6 separate regions of the Mus musculus genome follow, and regions 2, 3, 4, 5 and 6 are each linked to region 1. Evidence: chromatin loops called from intact Hi-C (ENCODE). Cell type or tissue: left cerebral cortex. All regions are shown on one strand.

The links. Hi-C counts contacts between places; a loop is a spot of excess contacts. Peaks named below come from ENCODE experiments on the same cell type or tissue, not always from the same donor. Only the 100,000 strongest peaks of a DNase experiment are listed, where the experiment ranks them.
Region 2: it touches region 1 in a loop (3-fold over the local background); 3 of 42 quality-filtered maps call a loop at or near these places.
Region 3: a loop joins it to region 1, with 2.4 times the contacts of the local background. A loop is called at or near these places in 6 of 42 quality-filtered maps.
Region 4: it touches region 1 in a loop (8-fold over the local background); 5 of 42 quality-filtered maps call a loop at or near these places.
Region 5: it touches region 1 in a loop (2.6-fold over the local background); 9 of 42 quality-filtered maps call a loop at or near these places.
Region 6: it touches region 1 in a loop (8-fold over the local background); 12 of 42 quality-filtered maps call a loop at or near these places.

What each region holds. Positions count from the first base shown.
Region 1 is chr2:23,038,660-23,042,659 of GRCm38, forward strand. Abi1 (abl-interactor 1) reads right to left here and starts at 1,582. Exons shown (of 11, transcript NM_001077190.3): 1 at 1,290-1,582. The coding sequence starts at 1,406. In left cerebral cortex, a CTCF peak has its summit at 1,813 (motif pointing right); DNase peaks (open chromatin) are centred at 698, 957 and 1,635; H3K4me3 peaks cover 1,608 bases; H3K27ac peaks cover 1,331 bases.
Region 2 is chr2:23,153,882-23,157,881 of GRCm38, forward strand. It overlaps Mastl (microtubule associated serine/threonine kinase-like), which reads right to left and starts at 2,143. Exons shown (of 12, transcript NM_025979.4): 1 at 1,798-2,143. The coding sequence starts at 1,980. It overlaps Yme1l1 (YME1-like 1 (S. cerevisiae)), which reads left to right and starts at 2,624. Exons shown (of 19, transcript NM_013771.5): 1 at 2,624-2,850. The coding sequence starts at 2,818. In left cerebral cortex, CTCF peaks have their summits at 2,186 and 2,385; DNase peaks (open chromatin) are centred at 2,139 and 2,559; H3K4me3 peaks cover 2,363 bases; H3K27ac peaks cover 1,165 bases.
Region 3 is chr2:22,931,680-22,935,679 of GRCm38, forward strand. Pdss1 (prenyl (solanesyl) diphosphate synthase, subunit 1) reads left to right here. Exons shown (of 11, transcript NM_019501.3): 10 at 3,880-3,960. Among named protein-coding and RNA genes, the nearest start is that of Pdss1, 38 kb to the left of the region's middle. In left cerebral cortex, no CTCF peak of the experiment used is centred here; DNase peaks (open chromatin) are centred at 2,083 and 2,700.
Region 4 is chr2:22,983,732-22,987,731 of GRCm38, forward strand. The region is part of intron 2 of Abi1 (abl-interactor 1); the gene reads right to left. Among named protein-coding and RNA genes, the nearest start is that of Gm52502, 29 kb to the right of the region's middle. In left cerebral cortex, a CTCF peak has its summit at 2,205 (motif pointing right); DNase peaks (open chromatin) are centred at 2,462 and 2,659; H3K27ac peaks cover 1,941 bases.
Region 5 is chr2:22,959,905-22,963,904 of GRCm38, forward strand. Abi1 (abl-interactor 1) reads right to left here. Exons shown (of 11, transcript NM_001077190.3): 4 at 3,310-3,324; 5 at 2,497-2,597; 6 at 803-943. Among named protein-coding and RNA genes, the nearest start is that of Gm52502, 53 kb to the right of the region's middle. In left cerebral cortex, a CTCF peak has its summit at 1,982 (motif pointing right); a DNase peak (open chromatin) is centred at 2,540.
Region 6 is chr2:22,894,165-22,898,164 of GRCm38, forward strand. It overlaps Pdss1 (prenyl (solanesyl) diphosphate synthase, subunit 1), which reads left to right and starts at 1,358. Exons shown (of 11, transcript NM_019501.3): 1 at 1,358-1,598. The coding sequence starts at 1,467. In left cerebral cortex, a CTCF peak has its summit at 2,321; DNase peaks (open chromatin) are centred at 905, 1,353 and 1,667; H3K4me3 peaks cover 2,122 bases; H3K27ac peaks cover 1,493 bases.

The DNA.
Region 1 (4,000 bases):
ACTGTTAATTTTTACTCAACCATAGGGACAAGTCAAACTACTACATACAATTCACTTACAATCGCTGATAAACACAAGCAAGCATGGCATAGTAAAAGTGCCAAGAATTTCCTGATAAATTAAGGAGCAATTCTATGTTATGACTTAAAGACTACATAATGTTTGCTAATCTACTTTATTCATATTCTTCTATGTATTAACTCAGTATAGAAAGAAATCTCAGAACATAAGCAACCACGATAACACTACTGCGTTCAAGGCCAACAGTCCAAGAACATTTAGAGGAAGAAAAGTATTTAACAGATTTCCCACTGAATTTCCCTATGAATCATTCGTGCTTTATAATAACGAGTATACATTATGCTAAAGCGGAAGTAAATATGAGGAGGTGGAAGAGGAAAAGCCCAACTTGAAAATCGCCAAGCACGCATTTTTCCTTCAATTAAAAGAATTTTAATATGGATTTTATCACACCCTCAGCAGTCACTCTCCGCACTCGATTAGGAGGTCTGTACAAATGTGACTCGTGACAATTTTTTTAAATAAATAAAAGGCACACCCTCTAGGATGAACTGACATAATCACCCTCACCCCACCCTCCAACGACACACACACACCCCACTTTTCCTTCCCTGCCCATTCCTCTCGCAGCTGTCCCAGTCCTAGGCTCATCACACCGGACATGGGGGCGACAGCGAAGTCTGAGCTCCAAGGAGACCAAGGGAGGCTGCGGGATTTCCAGGGGGACCTCAGCCAGGACCGACCCCAGCCAGGGAAGGCTGTGGGGGGTCTTAGGAACCAACCGCAGCCAAAAGAGGCAAAGCTGAATACAGCCCGACTAAGAAGAGCGGCCTGCAGTGAGCGGAGACCGGGAAGGAAAGACTGCCGGGAGCACGTCCCGGCCTGGGAAGGCTGCAGGAAACAGATCCCTGGCGGGGAAAGCGGCGGGGTTTAGGCGCAGACCTCAGCCAGGGCAGGTGGTGGGGAGCACAGCTGGGCCGGGCAGACGGCGAGAAGCAGAGCTCGGCCGGGGTAGGCTTTAGGGAGCAACGCCCGGGCAGGCTGTGGGGAGCACAGGCGGCCCCGGGCAGGCTGCGGGGAGCGGCATCGGGTCAGCGGCGCCCGCGGCGGCCCTGCTCCTCACCCATTTTCTCAAGGCGGCCACTTCCTGTATCGCCGCGGCGGCCGCCGCTCGGGCTGGGGCGGAGGGTGGCGGAGTAGGGCAGTCCCCACGGCGCCCAGCCTGCCTGTCGTCCCAGCCGCCCCCGCCGGCCGCTCAAGCTCCTCACCTGTATATAGTTGTTTTCACAGTAGTCCGCCACCCGGGTCAGGTTCTGGTAACTCTCTATCAGCGCCCTCTTGCCAGACGGGATCTCCTCCTCTAGTAACATCTGCAGCTCTGCCATTTTCCACCCCTCCGCATCGCTTCCTCTCGCATTAAAGAGACAGAGGAAGCTGAGTCCGCCGGGGACCCGAGCTCCGCACAGACCAGACGCCAACCACCCACCCTCCCTCCGCCGGGTATTGTGGGACTGCACCTCCTCCTCTTCCTCCTTACTCTCCCCGCCTCCTCCCCCCCACCCCCTCCACCCAGGACGCACAGCCGCCACAGGCTCACTTTCTCGCGAGAATCATTTCCCCCATGACAACGGGAGTCCCCCACCCATCCACTATAGCAATGCTTTCTGGGAATTGTAGTTTCTTCCTGGCTAGGCCGCGCATGCGTCTAAGGAACTTCCAAAAACTAGGAAGACTTTAAAAAAACCAATACAGTTTTAAATCTTGAGAGTCTTCTTAAGGCCCCAGAAGATGGCGCCACAAGTTGATCTAGACAACGAAATTTTTCCTATGAGAACATTGAAAATTGGCAGAACTTACTTAGGAAAGTCAGTAAGTCAAAGGCATCCAATCAGATAACGATTAAAAATAGAAATCTGAATCCTGACTTCCTCAATTTTGTAAGAGAGACTTTGCCTTCTTAACTTATGCCCCAATTCATTTAAAACCCTGAAAACTATCAATTCTCAGATGTACATCATGCAGTAGTGCTTGATATTGCAGAAACAAATGAAGCAAGGATAATTTGTACCCTAAAGAATTGAAAGAGGGAGCTGGCGAGATGGCTCAGTGGTTAAGAGCAGTGACTGCTCTTCCAAAGGTCCCGAGTTCAAATCCCAGCAACCACATGGTGGCTCACAACCATCCGTAACGAAATCTGATGCCACTCTTCTGGAGTGTCTGAGGACAGCTACAGTGTACTTACATATAATAAATAAATAAATCTTTAAAAAAAAAAAAAAGAATTGAAAGAAAGCCGGATGGTGGTGGCACACGCCTTTAATCCCAGCATTTGGGAGGCAGAGACAGGGGGATTTCTGAGTTCGAGGCCAGCCTGGTCTACAAAGTGAGTACCAGGACAGCCAGGGCTACACAGAGAAACCCTGTCTTGAAAAACCAGGAGGAGGAGGAGGAGGAGGAGGAGGAGGAGAAACTACAGAAGAAGAGGAAAAAATAAGAAAGAAGGAGGAGGAGGAGGAGGAGTTTTTGTCTTGCATTGTACAAAATTGTTTTGTTCTTATTTCTTATCACTTGCTCTGCAAATGTCTCAAAGGGTCTTTGACAGTATTTCAAGCTGTCATATCACCAGAACTATTAAATTATTTTGAAATAATAGGCTATGAAAAGAGTTGCCTAAATTTAAATATTATTTACAGACCTATATTTCCAGTCCTCTCTGGGACTCACTGAGAATCACAATTTTTGAAGTAACAACAGTACTCAGCAAACTTTTGGAAATTGTTGTTGAAAACAATGACAATAAATATTGACAAAGACATGGGGAATGGCAAATCTTAGACACTGGTACCAGAAATGTAAATTAGTTCAGCCACAATGGAAACCAGGGTGGAAGTTCCTCAAAAAGCTAAAAATAGAGCTAACTAACATATGATTCAGCCCCACCACTTCCTGGTATATGCCCAAAGGACTGTATGTTTACATACCACAGAGATACATGCACATCTGTGTTTATTGCTGTTCTCAACAGCCAAGATCTGGGCCCTCCACAGGTGTTCATCGAGAAGGACTGCATTCGTTACTTTTCTTTGTTTCCTTTTGTTCCTCCCAAATATTAAAACGTTACACGTGTGAGAGTATGTCTGTTTGTGGGTGTGTGCACATGAGTGTAGGTGCCTGCTGAGACTAAACACAGTACATGTCCCTAGAACTAGAGTTATAGGCACTTGTGAGGTACCCAACATGAGGACTCAGAGCTGTTCTCCAGTCCTCTGCAAAAGTAATACATGCACTTAAGCACTGAGCCATCTCTCCTGTCCCCCTTCATTTATTTATATATTATAATTTTAATTAAGATATAACTATATATAATATATAATTTTAAATTATAATAAAATCATAGCATCCCTGCTTTTCTTCCTCCAACTCTCCCTATGTAGCCCCCCATTTTCTCTTTCTCAAAATCATGACCTCTATTTCTTAAATTAGTATGTGTATGTATATGTGTATGTGTATAGCTTCCAAAACATGTAAACCTACCTGCTCAGTCTCTATAATCCATATGTATGTACATTATGTCAAGGCTGACCTTGACATTGGATATCCAGTTCGGGTGCTCTTCCTTGGGAATGACTATTTCTCTTGCTAGCTTCCGATAGCTCTTTGTCAAGGGTTGAGGGTGGATGAGATTTCCTCTTCCTGTTAATAATATCTGTTCCTGTTCTAATTCAGGTCTTGTTTAGATAGCCATGTTGATGAAACTTAGTGGGTGAGGCTTTGTTGTCATTTCTTTTTTTTTTTTAAATATTCTTTTCATTACGTATTTTCCTCAATTACATTTCCAATGCTATCCCAAAAGTCCCCCATACCCTCCCCCCACTCCCCTACCCACCCATTCCCACTTTTTGGCCCTGGCGTTCCCCTGTACTGGGGCATATAAAGTTTGCGTGTCCAATGGGCCTCTCTTTCCAGTGATGGCCGACTA
Region 2 (4,000 bases), 120 kb after region 1:
GGAAGGAGAGGAAGAGGAAGAGAAGAAGAAGAAGACATCAAAGACCATACATTGTATGATTCCATTTATGTGAACTATCCAGAAAAGGCAATCTTGCAGAGATAGAAGGTGAGTTGGTACATAGGGCTTGTTGGTACATGCCTGTAGTCGCTTCACTTAGGGGATGGAGCCATACGTATCAGTAATTTAAGGCTTGTCATGCTCAGTTCCATCATATGTCTGAGGCTATTTGGGACTGTCAAAGAGAGACAGAAAACAGAGAGAAGAGGGATAGTAGTTACCTGCTGACATATTAAGGGAAGAGGTACTGTGAATAGGCAAAAAGGTAATTTTTTGGGCTATGGAACTATTCCTTAAAACTGTTTTTTTTTTTTAAAAAATTCATTTATTTATTATATGTAAGTACACTGTAGCTGTCTTCAGACACTCCAGAAGAGGGCATCAGATTTCGTTTAGGCTGGTTGTGAGCCACCATGTGGTTGCTGGGATTTGAACTCAGGACCTTTGGAAGAGCAGTCGGCGCTCTTAACCACTGAGCCATCTCACCAGCCCCTAAAACTGGTTTTCAATACTATTTAATTTACAAAAGTCATCACTGAACAAGTAAGTGGGGAGAAATCCACTTGTGAATGAAAAAAGCAAAACAAAACAAAAACAAAACATTTTTTTCCAGAGGGACAACAGGAACAAAGGGTATGTGGTGTATTGATGAAATATATAAGGGCAACTCAAGTTTCTAGCCTGAAGGGTAGAGGTGACATTGGTACTATTAAAGGGAAAGAAGCAAAGGAAGAGGTCATTTAGGTAGTCAGGTGAAGGGGCTGCTTATCTTAACTGTGTGCTAGTCTCCAAGCACTGGGTACCAGGAATCTGAGCCAGCCAGTAGCCTCCTTTGTCATGTTTACAATGTAATGTTCTCATTACAAAGTAGTAATGAGAAGCTAGGGTGGACAGAACAATTTTAAGTGAACACTGACTGTTTTTACGATCACATATAGATAAGAAACGCTTGATTTAGGACACATTTCTTTCTACTTGCTCTATAATAAATGAACTTACAGCTTACGTATCACGATGGAAATCTTGAGAAGCAAAAATTTTGGTTTTGCATCACTTGCTCCTGCTTATCAAAGAGCTGGAATTAAAGCATCATCGGAAAGTGACCATTACAAACGTAATCAAAGTACCGAAGTTAATCCAGGTGAAGCTCAAGTTAGTAAAAAAGCAAAACAAACTCACAATCCCGGTGATACTTTAAATAAATAATACTACAATTAAAAACTTTCACAATATAAATTGTGTCACAGAAAATTCGAATATAATGCAGCTTCCTTTTGGTAAGAGTGAGATTTGAACTGTCTACAAACCAATCTTGTTTGTGATAGCAAGATTTCGGCTATTATGTATGTCAAACAAGGAAAACATAACCAACAAGTACTTAAGGCCGTTTTGATTTGAAACATGACTCAGGAGTCATGGGTGTGGCTTCAAGCCTCTGCCTTCAGTCGCAGTTTTCTCATTTGTTAACAATGGCCAGGGCACAGTTGGGTAAGTTTTGCTATTTTCACTGGGTTAATGATTCTCAGTATACAGAGAAGGGCAGGGCAAGGGAAAGGACAGACACCTGCTCACTGCAGTCTGCCTAAACGCCCACAGTCAACAAGCAGGACTGTGCAGGCTTCTGTAAGCCGGGCATTCCAGGCTAGTGGTACAGCAGCTCCAGAGTTTGTTCAACAACTCAAAAGGGAGGTCCGCGAGGGAGGACCATTTAAGACCTTCTCGCTTCTGACTGCCTACCTTCACTGCGTACAACTTGCCGCCTTTCTGTCCCAGGTACACTTTCCCGAATGCACCACGGCTAATGGGCTTCACTATGGTGAACTCCTCAATGGAGGGTGGTCTTGGTACCGGGATCCTACTCACGCACTCCTCTATCGCCGCACCTCCTTCATTCTCCTCACTTGCCGAGGCGGACTCCATTGCTGCACAGCTCGCCCTGCAGCAGCAACTCCCGCCAGCTAGATTCAAAAGGTTTCGCCTACGCCGGACGCCTCCCGTGACGTCACCGCGCGTCTGCGCTCTGCCGGCTCCCTGTAAGCAGGCATCGACGGGTGGGGGCCGGCGGCACTGCTGGGCGCAGTCTGCGGAGCGCTAGGCGGAGCCGGCGGCGCTGCCGGAAGGGGCGCTGGGCGGGGCTCAGCCGCGGATACACGGGCTGTTTTTGTGACGAGGCAGTGCATTCTGGCCAATGAGCAAGGGACTAAGACTTTATGTAGTCTGGTGGGGTCCTTCCGAGTCTCAGTCAAGATCTGCAGTTCTCCCTCCCTCCGCATGAGCTAGAAGCCAGGCCGACTGTTAAGTAAAGCAATGGCTAGGGATGATGTGTGGAAGCTAGCGAAGCCACAGAATGTGGAGAGCCTGGGTGAGCGTTAAGTGCGTTTGACCGCGTACTGAATTCAGAAACAGAGTAGGAGCGACTAGAAGAACATCCAATTTATTGTGGAGGTGGTGATAGGAACCTCGAAAAACCACCCCAAAGTGACAGAGTCCCCGGAAGAGGCGGAGCGCTGACGGGCGGGGGCGGGGTGAACGCGGAGGCTTGCTCCGGAAGCACTGTACCTATGGTCTTCCGGGGCAGATGTCGTCGTAGCAGCTGTCGGGAGGGGAAGCCATTTTTTCGTTTCTGGGAGGAGTAAGGGAGAAACTGGGAGAAAAGCAAAGAGAAATAAAGAGAAAATAAAAGGGCTCAGCCCCTTTCCTCGGAGCTGAAGCTAAGAAGCAGTTTCGGCTGGCCGGTAAGATCTCGAGGGCCCGGAGATGTTCTCCCTGTCGAGCACTGTGCAGCCTCAGGTGAGCCCAGCATTCAGGCGTTTTCCTGCGTCCCTTTTGCGACTTTTCCCCGGATGCTGTAGTAGAATCGGTGTTTCTGAAGCAAAATTAGTGAGGGAAGCGACGAACCCTGTTTGAGTCGCAGGCTGAAAAGGAGATCAGGGGACAGTGCTGAGACTATGACCTGACACTAACCGTGGTGAACATCACATAGCGTATCCACTGGCTTGCACAGAATTTCTGTTGACAATTCAGGGACTGTTTAGGGTTGGACAGTCTGAGATGGGGATTTGTGAAATCTGCGAGAAAGGTAAAGAAGACAGTGTTCTTTCCATCCATCTATTTCTGATTACCCTTTTTTCCTTTCAAGCCGAATTTAGTTCAAACATACTCTAATAATTCGAATAGCATCACAATTTCTTTCTTTCTGGGTAGAATTAACTTGTGCACATTTTTGAATCATTAGATTCTTGCAATTAAATTTTAAACATTTTTTAAAAAATCAGGACCCAAATTATGTTAATTTTTCCTTGTTTCATTAAAATTTGTTTTCTTTTTGGGGGGGAAGGTGTTAACAATGTTTAATTAATTAATTAATTATATTTTATTTTTTGAGGCGAGGTTTCATTGTCTATCTTTGCTGTCCTAGTCCTTATTATGTCCAGGCTGGCCTCCTAAGTGTTGGGATCATGGCTCCCACCACCATCACACCAGATGCACCATCAACTTGTCTTGAGGATTATTCCTTGGGAGGCAGGCAGAGAATCTAGAGATGTTACATAGTGAGACTTGTCTCAAAAGACTGCCCCCCCAAATGTTCGTTACATCTTACTACCTGCCTCTTTTTGTGTTCCTATGGAATTGGTAGACTAATGGAGAAAGGAATTGCTTAGCTGCTACTTAGGCAGCAAGCGAACCAAGCAAATGTAGATTTCTCCTAGTCACTGGAAATAAAGATGAACAATAAACGGATATTTCGCCGGGCGTGGTGGCGCACGCCTTTAATTCCAGCACTTGGGAGGCAGAGGCAGGCGGATCTCTGAGTTCAAGGCCAGCTTGGTCTACAAAGTAAGTTCCAGGACAGTCAGGGCTACACAGAGAAACCCTGTCTCGAAAAACCATAAGTAAATAAATAAATAAATAAACGGGAATTTCAGGCAGACAGAAAAAT
Region 3 (4,000 bases), 110 kb before region 1:
TGGTCTCAAAACCCTGAGCTTAGGATCTTTTTATGCATTATTCTGCTAAAAAAGAGTTCATGGGGCTTAAAATAACTTTGGGTGAATCAAGTTCAAAAATAATACAGGATTATACAGTATCTAGCTTTAATAAAACAGCATTGATTTTAGTTTATAAAGGATTCTTTCTTACATTTTCCCTGATTCACAAGTCTACTTTGTGGTAGATAACTGTTTGTTCTTTGAATGAAACTGATGCTCATGTCTGACCAAAATGGAACATCTGGTAGATGACACAGAGCCTTCTTTTGGGTAATTGAACATCTTTCCCAAGTCTTCTAAGACCAGCATTCATTTTACTATGCTTGAATTGTTCCTTCAACTAACAGTGTACATAACAGTACCCAGTAGGTCTACCCAGAAACCAGGTAACTGGTATACCCTAGCACTGAAGATACCACCACACAGGGTATCCACTATTGTTAGTGGCTAACATCATTTATAGAGTACTTGGAAGGTGTTTGTAAACCTTTCCTAGGGGGATGTTTTGTCCACATATTTGTCATTGAACTAATCCATCTGTGTAACACTGAAGATCTTGCTCTGAGATCCTAGGCCTTCCACAGACTCCCTGTCTCAGTCTCTCAAGTACAAAGATAACAGACATGCTCTCCAAACCCTGGCTTGCCTTTTCCTTTTTAATGCTGCATGGTAAATGATCTTTACATTATAATTTGTTCGACTAAGAACTGTTTGACTGAGTCTTCTATTTTTGATATCTTTGGGAACGATTCCTTTGTGGCCATGTTCAGGGACTTGAGGTGTGTCAGGAGGTCGTCACTCAGCAGTAGAGATCCGCCTAACATGTATATCACCCTGGGTTTGACTCAAAGTGAGCATATGCATATCTCTCTCTCTCTCACACACACACACACACACACACACACACACACACACACACACGAGCGCGCGAGCGCGCGCACTTCATGATTTCTGAAGAGGTCTCAGTGGTAATGAAGTTAGTATATTCTTGATTAGGAGTGTATATTGTCATTGAGCTCTGTTGTAGAGTAATTGCCTAGTATGCACAAGTCCCTGGACTCCATCACTAGCACTTGAGAGGTAAAAGCTAGGAATTCAAAGTTATTGCCAGCTACATAGGTCATCATCCTGGGCCCCATGAGATTGTGCCAAAAAAATAAAAAGGAAAAAAGGGAAAAAAGAATACAACCCACAACATTGCAAAGACCTTATTCACAAGTGCAAACCCTAGCCAGAAGCAGCCGTCTGTAATGAAACTGTACACAGAAGCTACTGGGTAAGAAGTGGGAAATATGTTTCTCTTAAACAAGCAAGTCTCCACCCTTTTTCTTTAAAATTCCTTGGACATTAACTCAGTAACATTTACCTGAATCTGTTGTACTGTCTCAGGCTTTATGATTTTTCTCAAAATATAAACTTACACAAAAGTTTGAGTGTCCCTGCAGTGTGGTTATGTCTTGACGGTTACTCTTGCTGTGTGTAATGCCCCAGAAGGTAAAAAATTAGAAATAGCTGTCCTCTTTCTCCTTGCTGGTTCCCTTACCTAAAGCTGGTATTTAAATATGTAAATGTGGGAAATTCATTAAGACATACTGATATACTTCACTTTGGAAACAATGTGAAAAAATTGTTTGACTTTCTATTTTTTATGTAGTTTTTTTTAATTTTCATTTTAAATCTTTCAATGACATATGAAAATGTTTATGAAATACTCAGAAATAGAAGTGTTTTCCTTTTTTGGTGAGATTATAATAGTTTAAAAGCTCGTTTTAAAATTTTCCTTTCATCTGCTTTTTATTGATAAATCACTAGACAAATGTCAGGCTTCCCGCTGTCATCGCCGGCCTCTGCACCAGATGCCTAGGCTTATGCTACGGTGCCTTAGAATTACTCAGGTTTGGACACTACTGACCCATCCTAGTGCACTGATCACCCTTGTAGTTTTGTGAACACATTTCCCAGTTACAATCTGATTTCCTCACAGGCTATTTTTCCTACTTGTAAAAAGCATGAGTAAGCAAAAAAAAAAAAGTCTCACTGAATCTGGGATGAGAACCAACTTGTTTCTCACTTCTTCCTCACATACACAGGGGTAGGGAAGTTTAGAAGTTTGATATTTGCATATTGAAATTTACATAGTGTTACTTCAAAGGAGGAATGTAGTCATGCTCACTGCAACTTAGTTTAAATGTTGCTTTCTTGATGTTTTTACATTAAAAGCATCAGAGAAACTACACAGTTGGCATATTTTATGACACATAACTCAAGCTGAGGAAACATACGCTCGATATATGATACATACACAGGGGATTTTTTATGAGATGCCCAAGACACCATCACATCTGCTTTAAGATATAGCCTAGAAATAAACAAGTGTGTGTGTGTGTGTGTGTGTGTGCGCGCGCGCGGGGGGGGGGGGGTATTTAAAAAATAAAAGCACCAAAATTATCTGATTGATTTCTTGATTTTATTTCTTGATGCAAACTAGTACTTAAGAACTCTGTATGGATGTTAACTGTCTCTACAACTTTGTTCTCAAACATGTACTTTTCTAGAACACTGCTCCTTGTTTGGTTAGGGTTTCTCTTCTGTTGTTTGCCTTGTTTTTTCTACTGCAGATTCCATAGTCACTACTACTGGAGAACTTACTTCATCCTTCAGGCATAGTGCCAGGGAAACTGGCAACTGCATCAGCATGGATATCAGACAGAAAGCATCCTACCTCTTACTCCATAGAATTACAGACTGCTAGAAATTGGACAGTTGAAACAGAAAAGAAGACTGAGATGAGGAAATTATTCAGCTGGGATGGTTGCTGGCAGAACCTGGATATGGGGTTTCTGTCTGGATGCCGTCCTCCTAAATAACCAGTAAAAATGAAGAGGATACAAGACATTGTCATCATTACTGAGGGACTTATAGTGTGTGTCACACACGGTGGGGAGACAGGTGTCTGAGTAGTCAGTTCTTTCTTCATCAAACTCCAGTCATCAGACCATGCACACTCAACCAGACCATTTCTCCAGCCTGTTTTGTTGTTGTTGTTTGTTTTTGTCTTTTTGCTATCAGACCTTTTTATTCCCTCTCTTGTGCTACAATGAATAGGACTAGCCACTGAACCTAGAAAAGCAGAAGGATTTTCTTCCCCTATGAAGTCTTCAAGCCCATGAATTTTTGTTTCTTGTGTTAGGAATGGAACAAAACTCTAAATATGCTGGACAAATGCTCTAATGCTGAGCTGTACCTCTGATCTTTTTATAACTTGGTACACTGATCTGGCTGATCTATCTCCTCCAGTCCAAAGGAGGTGTGCATTAAAACATTTGATGATCATAACACCAGTATAATCAGATTTGTGGGGAGTGGGATCAAGGCACTTAATCCCCCGATGATTTCAGTGTGCGCTCAACAGTGTCTAATTCCTAACCTTTTCGTAGAACACCAGTTCCAACATCACTTGGCAATTCATTAAAAAGGCATTCTCAAACCATAGCCTACTGAATTAGAACCCCAAAAGCTCAAGAATACAGTACTTGGTTCTCCTGAGACTTACTCAGTACTGGACTGCTAATAGGACAATTAGTTCTGTTTTGTTTAATGTGTATGTGCAGGCTTGTCTGTTGTGTACTGCGTATATGTTGTGCACTTGGAGGTCAGAGGGGAAATTACAGAAGACTCATCTGCCTGGGTGCTAAGAACCCAATACAAATTCTTTGCAAGAGCACCAAGTGTTCTTAACTATTGAGACATCTCTCCAGCCCCACCTTTTGTTTTTCTTATTTTCTATATTTACAAACAAGTATTAACATGCTTCATTGCTCCAGGAACAATAAAAATATTTTCCTTCTTTATGGTTAGTTCCCAGAAATGAATGCTATGATAATGAGACGGTTCAGTTTGCCAGGAGATGTGGACAGAGCACGACAGTATGTATTACAGGTAAGACTACTTTTAAAGGATGGTTTTAAATCTTGCTTGT
Region 4 (4,000 bases), 55 kb before region 1:
GTGTTAATTTTTTTTGATACATGTGTAAACTGAATGTTTAAGTCAAACTAAATGTTTATTTCTTTAAATATTTATTATTTTTTATGGTAAAGAACTTTAAAAATCATTTCTAACTATCTTTTTTTTCCTTTCTTACCTAGACTTATAAAATAGGACAGTATTCTGTTGATATCCAGTCACTTTACTATTCAGTAACAAATTAGTCCACTAATTCATACTCTCCATCTCTCTCCCTTCACACACCTTCACACACACACACACACACACACACACACACACACACACACACACACACACACACACACACGCATGCATACAAGCACAGGTCTCTTTATGTAGCCCAAGCCCTGAACTTGTCACCCAGATGTCACTATACCTGATTGACAATTTCTTTCTTATTATTTATATGTGTGGTGTGTGTGTGTGTGTGTGTGTATGTGTGTGTGTGTGTGTGTATGCACGTGCAAGTTGTGTGCAGGTACAGACACCTGCATGTGAATGCTGGAGGACATCAGTCATCCTGACCGATTACTCCCCTCATGCCCTTGAGACAGGGCTTCCTGCTGAATCTGAAGCCTGCTGTTTTTAGAAGTTAGCTGACTGACCAGTCAACCCAGGAGCTCCTATGTCCTGTCCTGGGGGGGGCGTTACAAACAGGCCACACTGGCTTTTTATATGGGTACCTGGATCTGAACACAGGTACTGCTGCTTGCATAGTGTTCTTCCCCTCTGAGCCACACTAATTTATAAAATCAGCCTCTAATGAATATGAATGTGTTAGAAATTAGCTAAAATAATGAAAAGGTTTTCAAAGAAAGACTAAAATATTCCCCAAACCAATTCTATTAGAGGAAAAAAAAAATTTCCATGACAACTGTGGAACACTAGGTGTAGTGGTACACACACTTGTGTAAAAGCAAGATGACTGTGGGTCATTCTTAGCTAGATTATAAATGTGAGGCTAGCCTGGGCTACAAGAGACAAAAAAAAAATCAAACTCAAAGATACAATTTGTAAGCAGACTAAAAACAAAACTATCTGTTGATTAAAACCACAGCTGATGGAAGCATGAACTCTAAAGCAAGGGCTGGTAGATCTCTGTGAGTTTAAAGCCAATGAAGTCTACAAAAGGAATTCCAGGCCAGGGAAACAAAAGGAGACTCTGTCTTCAAAACCACATCAAAAACAAAAACAAAAAACTGCTCTAGCACCCAAGAGAATAAGAGACAGTTTATTCTGGAACCATGGCCAGACTATGATTCAGAACCATGAGTGACCATAGCCCAGGACAGAGTCAGGTGAGCCTACTACATACATAATATGTACACATAATATGTACACATAATTCCCACTGGGTAACACACTCATTATGCTCTGTTACATAACAAAAGAATGTAAGAAACTAAAGCACTCCTCAAATACACTGCACACTGAAGTAACAAGTAGGTTAATTATAGCAAGGTAGAAAATACATTGCAAAATAATTTACCTAATAATCACAAGAATGGTTACTAGGTAAAACACAGAGGAAGACAATGGTTGCCCATTAATAGCACAAAATAATCTGGCTCCAGACAAGCAACACTGCATGCAACTCTTCTCCTAGCAAGTTCTAACTAGGCAACTGGCTTTGTAAATCTTTAACATGGGCGTAGTTTTGCTGGGGTTTTTTTTTAGAAACTTCTGTTCATAATAAGCTCTGATATTTCATTGTATGGCCTGGAAAGATGAAGTGGCCTTCCCAAAGACCAAGTTCAACTCTAAGTTCCCATATCAGAGACAAGTGCTTCTAACTCCAGCTCCACCCTCCGCTGAATCTGAAGACACCGAAACTCACTCATCTGCACATACTCACACACCAATACATATAATTTAAAAGATAAATCTTAAAAAACTGTTATGTAAAATTACCACAAAGATATATATTGTTTGAAATGTGTTCTCCTTCCTGTTCCTGTCATTTTTTATGGGAATGGGGAGGTACACATGTGCTTCTTTTAAAAATCTTCCAGAAAGGGGGTGTGCGGGGGGGGGGGGGGAGAGGGTGTCGGGTGGGGAGCCTATCCCAATAACCAAAACACAGAAAAGCAGGCAGAAAGAGCCATGCCACCACAATACTACTTGATATGTCCTTATTTTCTACAATGTATTTATCAGGAAACTTACCAAACTTCACAACTGCCACTAGAGGGAAGGCATTATAGGTTTCAGGCAGACACTCTTACATATAAATAAAGCCACAATATAAATTTGCTGAAATCAACTAAGAAATGAAAATCTAAATCCTTTTGCCCAGAATAACAAACAGAGATGGGTAGGAAAGGGGTAAGAGTCCTGAGACAAGCTACACAGAGAAAGCCTTCAGCAAAGAAAAAGGCAACCTTTGTCTGTTCTTGCTTACTTGGACCAGACTCTGGAAATGGCAGTATGCCCAAATTTCTGTTACAGAGCTCTGTTCAATATGCCTGAAACAAGTTCCCAATCAACTCTGAAGTTAACTTGATTCAGAATGACCTATATACACACACTACAAAATAGATTTCTTACAAAAATATGAACTGCAAAATCAGACACCATGGAAACACACATAATATGAACCACTTGAATCAGAATTATTATAAAGTAACTAGAGCCTATAACAGCAACACTTGGAGTAATGGGCAAAGGGATCCCAAGTCCCAGACCAGGCTGAGTTACAAGACCTGAAAAGAGAAGTCACGGGGAGAGGCAGCTCAGTAGGGAAGGCAGCCTGCTTGCTTAGGCAAATCGGAAATCACTCAAGTGGAACCCATGTGTGCTGGCTAGTTCTATGTCAACTTGTCATAAACTACAGTCATTTGAGAGGAGGGTACCTCAATTGAGAAAATGCCTATAGGCAAAGCTGTATGGCATTTTCTTGATTAGTGACTGAAGGGGGAGGGCCAGCTGATTCAGAAGCCTCGGTGAGGGGCTTCTGCATCAGCTCCTTCTTGCCTCCAGGCTCGTGACTGAGATCTTGTCCTAATTTCCTTCAATGATGGACTATGATGCAGAAGTGCAAGCCAAATAAATCCTTTGCTACCCAACTTGCCTTTGGTCTTGGTGTTTCATCACAGCAATAGTAATCCTAATGTAGAAAGAGTAAAGCAACTCCAATGTTGTCCTCTAACCTCCACAGGAACATCATGGCATGGCATGCCACCCCACCCCAATAATAATAAATAAATTTTAGTAAACAGAAATAGAGCTGTCTAGAGAAACTGACCAATGGGAGGGGATGGTGGAGAGAAAAGAGGAAAGTAGTTAGGGAATATGCTCAAAACTAAAATGTACATGTGCAAGTTAAACAAAATAATGAAAGGCTAGAAGGGTAGATAGCTCAATAGGCAAAGGTTTTGCCATTAAGCTGACAACCTGAGTTCAATTCCTGTAACAACAGGGTCAAAGATGAGAGCCAACTCCAGTGGATTCCTTTAGTCACACAAGTGCCAACACATGTGCATACACACAGACACAAACACAGACAAATACACACAAAAAAGTTTAAATATTTTTATTTAGAAAAAAACAAGAATGTTAACAATATAACGAAATGTACATACACACAGACAGATACAAATGTAGACAAACACACACAAAATGTTTAAATGTTTTTATTTAAAAAAGAAAAATAGAAACAAGAATATTAACAATATAGCAACAAAGCTCTGTCTAGGCATTTTAATCTCCAATTCTTTAAGTTCTTAAAAAAAAAAAATTACCAGATTCCATAAGAAATGGGGGGGACCTAACCAGAATCTGAAAAAAAAAACTTTACAAGGAATAAAGGAGTAATAAACAAGAACTTTCGTGCAGAATAAAAACTAATCAATAACTTTAAAAAAAAAAAAACTATTGACACTTACAAAGGAGAAAAAAAATATAATAGACATAACCAAAAAGTAAAACTGAACAGTTTCCTAAAGAGATAAGAGTGGTATATTTAGAAACGATAGCACAGCCAGAGAAATTAAAATACGTA
Region 5 (4,000 bases), 79 kb before region 1:
CGGTTCTGAAATCGTCTTCAGAAACAAGCAGAGTGATCTCGTCTGACTTCTTAGAATTCAATATGCTATGTAAAACTCTACAACACGTAACCCTTTGTCTAAGAGCATTTAAGAGTATTTTCCCTGTGCCCATTTTAATGAGCAAGAGTTCCTGGTAAATGAACTCAGAAGTCTCATTCATACTAAGAATCTATCCTAAAACCGAGCTATACAAACCATAGCCCTACCTTACAACATTTAAAGATGTGTTAATAAGCATTCTTGTCTTGGGTCAGGTGGGCGGGAGTGGTGACAGTACTGGGTTACTACTAAAACACTTTGTTCCAAACTATCTGAAGAATATCTTATACACAAATTTAGGAAAGCAAAACAATTTTAAGCTTTATTTGGGCTTTTTGTTTGTTTTGGTATAGACAGGGTCTCATATATCCCAGGATGATCTCAAAGTCACTAAGCAGCTAAGGATAACCCTGAACTTCACACCCTCCTGCTTCCATCTCCCAAGTGCTAGAATTACAGATGTGTGCCATCGTGCCTAGTTTGTATGGTACTGGGGATCAAACCCAGAGCTTCCTGTATGTTAAGGCAAGCACTATGCAAACTTCAGCCTCTAAAAAGCATTTTTTAGTTGTAATCCCAACATGTACTTGTATCTCTGTCAAAAAGAAGGAATATAATCGGCTTATAGTATACACAAATGAAAAATAAATTTTTAAGTAAAAACTCTGTATCTTTAGAAATCATTGCTCAGCAGTCAGCAACACACACTTCCAGAGCTCAGATGTTCAGGTAGAAGGCTTACCTATGCGTCCTTGGTCTCTGATTTAAAGAAGCTGTCCTGCCTGGACTATGCTGGCTTCCAAGCCTCGCAGGACTAGTCATGTAGTCATTGGGAACTGTTGGAGGCTTAACAGGCTCTAGGGTTTTGTAAGGGGTATTCCGTCTAACAATGAAGAACAGGAAGGGTAATGAAGAGAGACAGACAATCAGCACTTCCCCCCAAATTTGTAAAAATCTCTATCTGAATTAAGTATAACAGAACTTTTTCCCCCCAACTTTAATCGAAAAAAGTAAAGACTGGCAAGATGGCTCAGAGAGTAATGGTGCTTGCCACCCATGCCTAGAGACCTTAGTTCAATCCCTAAAACCAATTTACCAGGGAAGAGGAGTATTGTGCACGCACATGGGAACACACACACACACAGAGCCACAAAATTCTCTTCTGACCTACACAAAGTGTATAGAAGCACAAGTTACACAACACACACTCTTTAATGACAAAAACATTTTTAATAATAATTGCTACTTAAAATTATAAAGTTTTTATATAAACTTTGCTGCTTTAACATAAAAATTCAAATTTGTTGCTTTTTGTTGGAAAATTATTGGAAAGGGTCATTTAACGTTATGCTAAAAATAATGGTTATAATCTTAATGATCTATAATATATGATATTAAAATATACATTATTCTCAATTCAGTCACTCATAAGCCTTTCGGGAAGGGGGGGGGGCGCACATGGCTAGCTGCTGACTGGAACCTTCCACAAAAGCAAGAAATCTAATATGGAATTTCCAGGTAATCCATCACAAACACCTTGAAAAATAATGATACAATTAGTACCACAAGAAGTCACCACTACCTTTTCCAGCTTTCCACAAAGCTACTCTGGTGCAAGGGGGCCTGTGACTAGCTGATGCAGTCAGAGCCACTCAGGCAGAGTCCTAAGCCTAAGGTGCCACGGAACAGGAGGAACAGAAGATGGAGACTACTAAGCTAAACTTCAGGAAGCACACCGCTTATTCAGTGAGCCACAGCATAAGTACTGTAAATACAAGTGGAAGCACTATAAGGATCTCTCTGTTCAATCCATTTAAGATAAAACATAAAGCAGATTTACATTAACATATATAATGTAAATGTTGTTGCTTTTTTAAATATAGGAATGCTCTGTCTGCATGTACCCCTGCATGCCAGAAGAGGGCATAGGATCCCATTAGATAGTTGTGAGCCACCATGTGGTTGCTGGGAATTGAACTCAGGACCTCTTAACTGCTGAGCCATCTCTCCAGCCCACTACATTTTTATGTGTACAAACAGAAAAAGGATACGCATTTATACATATCTAAAAGATCATTAATTCCTGGCATGATGGCAGCCATAATTTCAAAGCTAAGGAGGGGAAACAGGCAACTCTGGCACTTAATATCCACCCACTCTAGCTTCATGGGTGAGCTTCAGGCCAAAAAAACAACCAACCTGTCTTAAAGGAGGTGGATAGCTTTCCTGAGGGTGAAACTGCCTCACATGCAAGACACACAGACACACAGACACACAGACACACAGACACACAGACAGACACACACACACACACACACACACACACACACACACTAACTAAATGAATTTAAAGGGTAGTTCCACAAGAGATAATTCAAAAAACAAAACATGCACTCAGTCTCAGAAACTCTTTGTAGAAAAGAGCTGAATTTGTACCCCAAAGTCCCTCGGCCCGACACGGGAGGGCTTGGTGGTTTCTGCGTGGGAGGGTTTGTTCTCGACAATGTGCCAGTTCTTGCAGGCTGGTTATTTCCGTGCTAAAATGTGAAAAGAAAAATTTTATTTCTGTATCAACGTGTTCTCTTGATGTTTTAACATGATGTCTTTTTCTTAATATCAGAATGTGAAGTAAGGATTCCCAGACAGGTCGACTAGAGTTTGGTATTAAGTTTTAAAAGTTCAAAAGCCACATATGCTCAGTTCTTCCCATCATATTTTGTGCTATTCATATCAATTTACACAAAATACAAGTGAGACTAGTAAATTTTATATCTTATTGTTAGACATGTTCATGGATATCAAACTTATTCAAGAATCAGAATTAAAATGTTTGAATAAACATTTATATATGCATTATGTGTGCATAAAAGCAAACCATAAATCTGTCAATCTGCTAAAATACTCAATGCAACTATAATCTTTATCCTAATAATTCAACAACAAAATTGCATGTCACATCTGGGAAACCTAACTGTAAGTCAATGGAAGCAAAGCAACTGTAAAACACATGAGCAAAAGCAGTACCTGTTAGAACGATTAATGTTCCTAAAGTGCAAACGTCAATATATCTAGGATATATTAACACAGCCAAGCTAAATGCTGCTGATGTGATCTAAGTTTAAGCATATTTAATCTATATAAATCCTACAGAGAAAAGCAGACAGACAAGTTTTCACATTTTAGTGACTCTGCAGCCTCTGTCAACATAGAGGAAGTACTGTGGATCAAACGATAAGTAATGTCTCTTACCTTGGCTTTTAGCCACTTTATGTTGGCAAAAACAAAAAAGAGGGGGGAAAAGTAGAAATTAATTCTAGGTAAGTTGTATCTCACAGGACAGGTTGACATTTATATTACTGAACTTATGTTAAGTTTTTATCCAGCTCTATTTCAAATGCATTTTAAAAGTTATCTAGAGGAACTAAGGAAATAAATGGTTGTATGTTACATTATTTTTCCTAGGAATTGAACTCGGGGCTGCACATGTTGGTCAAGAATTCTACCAGAGAGCTACAACCAGCCACTAAGTTTCCCAGACTGGCCTTGAGCTGACTTGTGACCCAGACAAGGTCTTGAGTTTATGACTGCTTCTCTTGCCTCAGCCATGGAACTGGGATTGCTGGCTTTTGTAACCAGGTCTAACTAACATGTACTTCTAAAAGGAAGTTAATTCATAAAAAAAATTACCAATTAACTAAGCCAATCTCAAAATTTCTTAAGTCAGCATTTAACCCATGAATCTATCCAACTAAATTAGAGATGATGCAGAGTTGGAAAGGTGACTCCAAGTATGTAATGGCTTTTGCAGATGATAGCATCCAGCACCCATGTCAGGCATCTCATGACCACCTGTAACTTCAGTTACAAAAGATCAAATGCCCCTTTCTGGCCTTTACAGACACTGCACTCACATGCACATCCCTTCACATACACACATATA
Region 6 (4,000 bases), 140 kb before region 1:
CTATACTAGGAACGTGCTCTTTTGCTTATACCACAACCCACTACAACTTCTTTTTAAGAGCCAGGGCTTTTGTTTTAATCTGGATAATTTTTACATTAAAAAATGCCCAGCAGAATTGTGGATTGCTATCCTTCTCCCTGTGGGTTATTCCTGTTGCCCTACCTGCAAAGGAAGATTACCAATAACAATATACCACAGGTCATAACATTGTCAAAAGAACATGAAAGTATTTATTGCTACACTTATCTAGGCAAAGCCTACCTATTTGATTATTTCATTCACTCATTCATTAAGTAATTTGTGGTGTTGGGATGGAACCCAGGATGTTGTGCATGCTAGGAAAACACCCAACCACTCAGTCAAAACCCTAAACAGCAAACGTTTTATTTTGACAAGTTTCATACATGTATAACCTCCATTTTTAACATAGAAACCTAATAAGAAAATAATGAGCTCAACTTTAGGGTTAACCCTCTTTAAGTGTGTTGCAAACAAGAAAAAAAATTATGATTCAGAAAATTACAGCTGGTTTATTTCTTCCTAGGAGGGAGACTGGGAGGAGAGGGGGGTCGAGATGTAAAATGAATTAATGAATGAATGGGAAAAAAAACATCAACATGGGAAGGCAGTAAACTTCTTCAGTCTCCCCAGCGCTTGCCTCTCATTGCCTCCACCTAAGATTATGGCGTAAGATTATTACGAGCATGTATAATCATTTGATGAAAGTGTTATAAAAATGCTGTTTCAACTTCGGAATAAATCCGACATGCGACAGGCAAAATGAACAAATGAAACAACGACAATAAAAACATTTTCTTGAGCATCCTGAGCTGCACTGTATGCATTAGCAAATAGAGTTGGAAATGGGGACGCAGGTCGGTAATCTCAGCAGCAATAGGCTGAGGCAGGATGGTCAATTTGAACCCAATCTGGTCTATACAAAGCCAATCTGGTCTACACGGCGAGATAAGATAACGAAAAAAAATTAATTTTGCGTAGTTCATTACATCCAAGGGTTGGTCTCCCATATCCAGACATGAACAAAACCGCTAAACTATGCATGTATACATCTCTAAGGCTTTCAGGATAGAGTCCAAAAGCTAAGAGATAAGGTCAACTTAGCTTCTGTTACACAATAACCCACAGCGTAGACTAATTAGAGGAAGTTGGCACGTCCACTCGGAGCTTGGCATTGCGAAAACAATGGCCTCAGGGTTAGCAGGTACCGGAACCAGATTTCTGCACGCTTTGTCCCGCGTAGGACAACAGTTCGGACGCACATTTCTGGATAAAAGCGGACGCGGCTCCCGACTAGAGCCAGTGGCTCCGAGGAGGGTTGAAGAGGACAGGCGACCGGGTGGGGAACAGGGTGCGGCTTCGCGCTTCCGGTGCCCAGCTTCCGGCTCCGGGTTTGGGCTTGGGGCAGAGGCGGAGCTACGGCCCGCCGCGACTTTCAGACTTGAACCATGGCTATGCGCTGGTCGTGCTGGCGGCGTGGCTGCTCCTGGAGGCCGACCGCGGTCGGGAGCCCGCGGCGGGAACGACCTGGCTGTGTGGAGCCTCTCGGAACACGTGCCGCCTCGGACACCCGCGCGCAGGTGAGGCCGGGACGCGCGCGCTGTCCGCGGCGTAGAGGTCACCATGCCAATGACAGCCGGCGATCCAATGAATGGGAGGATGCGCACGTGCGCCGGGGCCTGCAGTCCCCACTGGGTGGGACACCCGGGAAGTGGGACTAGTCGCGGGGCCAGAAGTGCGGAGCTGCTGATCGGGCATCCAGAAGACATTGGGGTTGAGGTAGAGGGAGCGGCGGAGCGCAGCCCTGTTAAGCCGGGGCTACCCGGGTGTGTCGAGAGGACAACCAGAGCCAAAGGGACCTCTGCTTTCACTTTCCTAGCAATTTCGGGTTTCGGATCCAGTTAGCCTCAAAATTCGGAAAGGGTGTTGTAGCGACGCAAAGTGATGCTAGCCAGGGTGGACTTCAGTGCTGCAGGTGCTTACAAGAGAACGCACGCCTGAAAGGCGCTGGAAGGACACTAGAAGGAGAAGAGCCGAAGGGTGTCATGAGAGACCTATGACTTCTTTGAAGTAAAATCATTATCTAATTAGTAATTGCGGATTCTTAAAACTGTCTCCTACTGCGTTTGATTACAAATTCATTTTCTTTTGGTTTTTAGCCCTGTAAATGACTCTCGCTTCTGTGTGAGTTGGGTCAGTCCGTGCCGTGCTTTACCTGGCAGTATCTGCAGACTGACTTTTGAAGTTAGTGTTTTTTTCACTTTGGGTTTTGGAGACCTTTCCGGCCACCGAGTAATTGTATAAGTAATTCATCTTTCATTTTAAAAATAATCACCCACCTCTTAAATTTTAGTACTATTTGGTACATTTCATATGTCAGTGTACTTATCAAACTCTATACTAGGAGGAGATGTGTAACATTTATAAATATGTGGCTTGTACTAAACAAGATGCATAAAACGGATTATCCAAAAAAGAATTTGGAGAGAAAATGCAAGCTGCTCTAAATAGAAAGAATAACAAATAAGAGAAAGAGAGCATGTAGGAAGAATCTTAGAGGAAGATAGGCTTTGTAGGGATCCATTTTGATACTGCAAGCTAGACTTTAGAGGGTTTGGGGTTTTATCTCTATAGAAAGGAAGGAAGGAAGGAAGGAAGGAAGGAAGGAAGGAAGGAAGGAAGGAGAAAAAGGAAAGGAAAAAGAAAAGAAACCTCACCTGTGAAAAGAGTTTTTCTGGAAAGAATCTTTGTCATTGGCATCCATATCCGTTTCCTTGAGCAAAAAGGGAGACTACTTGACCGTCCAACATCATGTTTTTCTCATTCATGTGTTAACTTTCTACTATAAACATATTTAGAATTCAGGTGTCTACTTCAGACATGAGTGCTTTCATTACTTCAGGTCTCTCAAGGACTACAAGACTTAAGGACAATTATTAAAACAAATTTGTTTCTCCAACATAGTATCGTACTGTAGCCCAGAGTAGCCTAGAACTTACTGTCAAGCTAAGCATGGCCCCAGATACATTATAGTAGTCCTGCCTCAGTTTCCACCCCCATCCCTATCCCTATAGCAGTGCATTAGACCTAAGCAACCACACCCGATTTTGTCATTAATTCATATTGAGCACTTTCTCTTATTTTAAAAAGTCAATTCTCAACTAGGTCTGTAATACTAGCATTTGTTAGAAATCAGGAGTTCAAGGTAATCTTTGGCTACAGAGTGAGTTGAATGCCAAACTGGGCTGTATGAGACTTTAAAAACATCTTAAGGGGCAGAGTTGCCTTTCAAAGCGAGTAAATGATATAGAGAGGGAATAGAATCTGAAGTGGAAAAATTATTTTCACTGCCATCCTCAGTGAGCCCCAGAACTGGTTGTAAAGAACTGGTTGCCATTTTAAAACATGATTCTTTCCCTTTGAAAACACTGCCCTGAGGTAGCTCTAAGTAGAATACAGGTTGACTGAGGACCTGAGAATATAATTGAATAGATACTATCTTGTGTTTCTGCAGAACTAATAGTTATAGTTCAGTGGTAGAACACTTGCCAGTCATTGGCAAAGTTCTGAGTTGAGCCCAAGGACTGCAGAGTAAATAAAAATAAGTGTATGCTGTACATTGGATTCTCAAGTTAATTATATATATATATGTATGTATAATATGTTTGAGTATTCTATGTATAATGTGTATGTGATATATATATATATAATTTCTAAGAGTAGTTATAGAGAGAAAAATGTTACAAAGTGGCCCAGCCAGAAATTTTTGATATTTTCACCAAGCTCTGTCCTCTAAGACTGCAATTAACAGTATTTAAGCTACCTAGTGGCAGAGAGTAGCCTGTATTAATCATGCAGTTTTAACTCTTAGATTGAAAGCTGTTACTCTTCCATTAAGATGTCACTTGTTATGGCGGAATGGTACACTAATGCTAACCCAACACTTGAGAGGCCGAGGCATAAGGATCAATTCAGTGTCAAC